Regions from separate parts of the Mus musculus genome. Here region 1 is linked to region 2. A link is a loop called in an ENCODE intact Hi-C map of the cell type or tissue named here. Cell type or tissue: gastrocnemius. All regions are shown on one strand.

What was found. Peaks named below come from ENCODE experiments on the same cell type or tissue, not always from the same donor. Only the 100,000 strongest peaks of a DNase experiment are listed, where the experiment ranks them.
Region 1: a loop joins it to region 2, with 2.0 times the contacts of the local background. A loop is called at or near these places in 16 of 42 quality-filtered maps.

What each region holds. Positions count from the first base shown.
Region 1 is chr19:11,818,529-11,821,028 of GRCm38, forward strand. It overlaps Stx3 (syntaxin 3), which reads right to left and starts at 875. Exons shown (of 11, transcript NM_152220.2): 1 at 164-875. The coding sequence starts at 193. Gm41810 (a long non-coding RNA gene) reads left to right here. Exons shown (of 2, transcript XR_003952942.1): 2 at 125-2,500. In gastrocnemius, a CTCF peak has its summit at 1,529 (motif pointing left); DNase peaks (open chromatin) are centred at 9, 384, 1,522 and 1,871; H3K4me3 peaks cover 1,805 bases; H3K27ac peaks cover 1,438 bases.
Region 2 is chr19:11,775,940-11,778,439 of GRCm38, forward strand. Stx3 (syntaxin 3) reads right to left here. Exons shown (of 11, transcript NM_152220.2): 11 at 1,546-2,500. Among named protein-coding and RNA genes, the nearest start is that of Mrpl16, 6.8 kb to the left of the region's middle. In gastrocnemius, a CTCF peak has its summit at 1,504 (motif pointing right); a DNase peak (open chromatin) is centred at 1,501.

The DNA of each region.
Region 1 (2,500 bases), 43 kb after region 2:
CGGGATGAGGCGGGGGCTTGGGCGGAGGGAGGCCTAGCGCGCAGAGCACCCCTGCGGCCTGGGTTAGGGGAACTAGGAGAAGCCCCTCTCCCACGCCACTTATCCTGATGACCGATCCCCGCAGCCCGGGGCCCGCCTGATCCCCCAAGCGCCGCGGACTCACGGCCTTCAGCTGCTCCAGCCGGTCCTTCATCCTGGCCCAGGTGAGGGCGGCGGGCGCCTTGTCTCAGGTGAGCGCGTCCCAAGTGAGCGGCCTGGAGCGGCGGCGGCTGCCGGCCGGGGCGAGAGAGCTGCTAGAGCGGGCGGAGGCGGGCGGCGGCCGCTCTCGAGGAGGAGCGTCCGAGGCCACCGAGGTCCGCCGCGCCGCCCCCTCCGGCCCCCGCCGGCGCCGCGCTCCAAATCCGGCTACGAGACCGCGCCGGCTCAGGGCTCGCCCGCCCCTGGGCCCGCCCCATACCTGGGCCGCTCCCCGAGCTCCTGCTTAAAGGGCCAGCGCGCTCCAGCGCCGGAAGCATTCCGGGCACACCTTCCCATGCCCCTCGAAAGGCAGAAACAAAAAAAAAAAAAAAAAAAGGCGGGGGTGGTCTGTCTGGCTTCGATTCCGTATTTTCCGCACTGTTCTTATTGTTCGGCCCTCTGCGGACTCCTCAGGTTGAAGACAAGCTGGTTCCTGCTCCCTTTGATGAGGGAAAACGTTCCGATGATGCTCAAGAGATATTCCGCCTTAAAGAAGGGACCTGTTGGGTATAAAATCTGTGCGGTTCGGGCTCAGAGACTTGTTCCCGTAGGGCGTAACTGCAGATGAGATGCCCTGGATCGGGCTGCGGCGAGGAATTTGGGGATTATGATGCTAGTGGTTGTGGGGCCTCTCGAAGTCGTGTAGGCGGTCCAGTCACCTTTTACTAACAATTTGAATAACTTGAGGGAATCTAGGAGAGTCCGTTTCCATAGCTATATAAATCAGAGGCTGCTTAGCAATTTTCTGCTTAGCCTGTACGAGAAAAGAAGCAACTGACTTTTAACTACCGGGCAGAGTTGTAGGATAAAGACGTTTGTTTGATTTGGAAAACTTAAGCCCACCTCTCTCCTCCTTGCTGTCAAGAGCCCTGGGATTTGAAGAATTTTTAGAAAAGTGTGGTTCTTCTCACTGCCCTTCCTCTTCAACGGTGCCCCTATTCCCTTCCCCTCCGTATTTGATTTGGGGATAACAAATGGCGTATCGACCAGAGTAGTGGTCAACAATTGGCGCTAGTGAAGACTTGGTCTCAAGTTCGAGAAGTATCCTCGACTTTGTGTTCAATCTTAAAGGCCATAGATACTTTCTAATTATAACCGGACTTTACCCTCTGCGATGTGCACGCTCCTACTGACTTCCTCCGCTGCCATAAAGGTAGTCAAGTAAGGCAGGGCTTGAGCTGTTAGAGCCAACTATGCGGTAATCAACTCTAATCCTCTATCTGACCTCCGGCTCCTGTCCTGACGCTGGCCCAGCGAGGACTGCGAAAGTTTCCACGCCCCCTGGTGGTCGTAACCCTACAGCTAGGGCTTGAACACCCCCACCCCAGCCCAGCAAACACTTGGAAAACCTTCCGCCACCGAGCTCATTCTCTAGCATCAGCCCTTAGGTTTTCTCCTTTCAGACAGAATCTCCCTGAATTGCCCAGGCAAGCTTTGAACTTGCCATTCTCCTGTTTCAACCTCTCCAGTAAGAGGGGTTACAGTGAAAAACTCTCGAAGTGTGGACGTCTGAAATCTGGACAGAAGTGAGGAAGGAGGATGGATTCATTTTGAAGCAAGAACAAAGGATTCCAGTTAAGACGCGATTGATTTTAGGCTGCAAAAAACGGCCCTGCAGTAAAGAACACTGACTGGAGGACCTGGGTTCAATTCCCAGCATCCACATGGTGACACACAGTTCCAGGGGATGCAACGCCCTCTTCTGGGCTCTGCAGAGGTTACACACATGTGGTATACAGACATAATGCAGGCAAAAACATTCATACAAGTAAAAAAAAAATTTTTTTAAGTCCCAGCAAATTATTTTAAAGGATATAATTGATTTCAACAGGGAAAAAATTGTGACTCTCATGCAAATATAAAATGAATATATTTTAATGTTTTAGCTTATTAGTGAAGCAACCAGTAAGAGGTTAAACTCATTCAGATCCACAGACAAACAGCAGGAAGGCTGGCATGAATAGGTTACTTGATGCAAAACTAGCTCTGGGGATGGGAGAAGAAACCGTGCTTCTCCTGTACACTAAGTCCTTATAATCTCCATGAATAGAAGCACTCTGCTTACTACCGATATCTAATTTACATAGCTGGACAATAGCTGTGATACAATGAAAGTCACAGACTATTATAGAATCAGAAAGGTGCATTAGATAAGGCCACCATAGGATACATAGCATGGAACAGCTTTTTGTTAGTGGTCACTGGTCATTTTAATTTGCTCAGTTTTTCTGTATACTCCCAAGGTAGTACCTTCCATGACTGA
Region 2 (2,500 bases):
ATGGTACCTTAAAGAGTTAAAAGCCAAGCTCAAAGACTCATCCATGAATGAAATCAAAGCTTGACTATAAGTAAGCAGACATCTGAAAGTGGCAGGCACTGTGTGCTAAGAGAAGGGACATGGTAGTATTCGAGATAGGCATAGTGCCTATCCTTAAACAATCTATGAATTAAAAACTATTCTTGGACCCTGAAAGAGGAAGCAGACATGTGGTTGGTTAAGAATGCGACCTAGAAGAGCCATTAGAGTAAAAGTAGGGAGTACCATGATCTGAGAGACAGCCTCACTGAGTTCAGTATGACCCTGTTGAGTTGGGCATGTTGTAATGCCTGCCTCTTCACCACCATCCTGGCCTTCAGGCTGTGTGTGTGTTGTGCTCTAAACAGGGACCCGTTCGTTATGTCTCTCTACCATGCAGGCCAGACCTTTAAGGGCCATCTAAACCAACTGTATATTGCCGTGCTCCCTGTTCCTTCATCCCTATCTCTTTCAATTCTACATTTTCATTAATTTGTTCATTTAATAAACAGTTGATTGGTGCCCTGTGTTGTGAGTTTCCTAGTGAAAAGAGACATAGCTGAGGAAGACTGAGGGGAGACATGATGGCACCACAGAGGTGGAAGATTGCAGATGCCCGTTGAGATCCCATCTGTAAAAGCAGAACGAAGTAAGAGAAAATGGAAAGAAAAATCATATTTTACACAGCACGGTGTTCATGGCCAGGATACCACCTCTTCTCTGCAGGGGTGTGAAACTACTCTCAAAACTGTACTAGCTTGTACTAACCTTGGGAGCAGGGGATTTTAAGGCAAGTCCGATGCAAAAATTAATTCTATTACCATTTCCAGGTACAAGGGCTCAAGATTTTACAACAGGGATGGCCATCCCTCACTGTTGAGAAACATGATACTGCCAGGCTCCGTCACGAGGCAGACTGCGACCTTGCCTCACTAACCACCTACTCCCAATAGTTCTCCACCTACTTCTCTCCAAAACATCCCTTTTCCTTGGTTTTCTCCAAAATTCAGCTATTCCTATACCCAGCCCTCACCCCCTCCTTATTGTGCATCCTGCTGACACCCAGAGCACCCAGAATACAAGTGTGTCAAGTAAGTGACAGCAGAGCTGGCCCTCCCCAGAAAGCTTACCTTTTTCAGGCAAATATGCCCCCAATGGTAGAAGCCAAGATGATGGCAAGGATAATACAGCAGATCATGATCATGATCTTCTTCTGCTCATCACAAGGAGAGAGAAATACATGAGAATCGACATCACTGTGCAGATACACACTTTGACAAAAAGGAGACAGATGGGGCCAGACGTGGAGGGACAGAAGGGACAGGGAATGCAGAAGGAAAACGGATGGATCTGGCTTGTGTAGAGAATGTTTCCAGGTTAGACACTTAGAATCAGACCATGATGTGAGTGTCCTCTCTGCCTTCTGAATAGCATTCTAACAGATATTTCTAGAGCTTCTGCGGCACCAAAAGTTACCACATGGTGGCGCCAAATCACCAAAACATTGCAGAGAGATGGCCCCAGAGCTGTTTTACAATCAGTATAAAGTCATTTATTTTTAAATTAGCAATAAAATAATCAAGTTTACATTTAAAAAATTACAAACAACAAAAGCCCTTCATATGTGGCATTTCAAACTTTCAGCTGGCCTGAAGGAGGAGAGAAAAGGCCTGCACTAAGGGTTGTTTCCCCTCCTAGCCGGAGTCAGTCCTGCCAGACATCACAGCCAAAGGGAGGAAGGCATCCCTGAGGCTCCATCTTGAATGCTGGGTGACTGAGGAGGTACCTTTACAAAGAAAGCTCATAGGCAGTGCCTAGACTAGATTACTACTCATCTATCCCATAGAAACATTAAATTGGGGGGTTATATACCCAAAATCCGGGATACTGGCAGGGACCACCAAAGGTCTGAGGCTTATCACTAACGATTTCCAGGCTATTGCCTCCATGATAAGAATTACAGGAGACAAAAGAAAGCAGGAAGAACTGCTCTAGAGCCTCCCAATTCTTCCGCCAGACAGAAACATCACATGGATAGTGTAAATAACATCAGACGGGTGTGAGAGGTTCTCTGGACAACCCTCTTGTAAGCAACAGATGGAGGTAAATATTACACACTATCTGCTATGCAGAAAACTTCGATGGGAACCAATTTAGTCCTTACTCCAAAGGTCTCATTTGATTCCCATATCAGCAGCCATCCAGAAAACAAGCTTGATGGCAAGGGGGGAAAAAATCACATTTCTACAGTGATTCACTTGAGGTAAGCATATATTCCCTAGCTGATTTTAGCTGCTGCTTACCTTTGTCTTTTTTTTTTTTTTTTTTTTTGAGGTCATAGTATCTTCTAGTTTTCCTACTTCCTGAGAGGCAGACAATTATGTACATATCTCTCACATACATAATTACAAAAGTACACCTGGAACACACAAATGACTGACATTTCCAGAGCCTGAGACTGTAGCACCTTGTCCCTGGACCA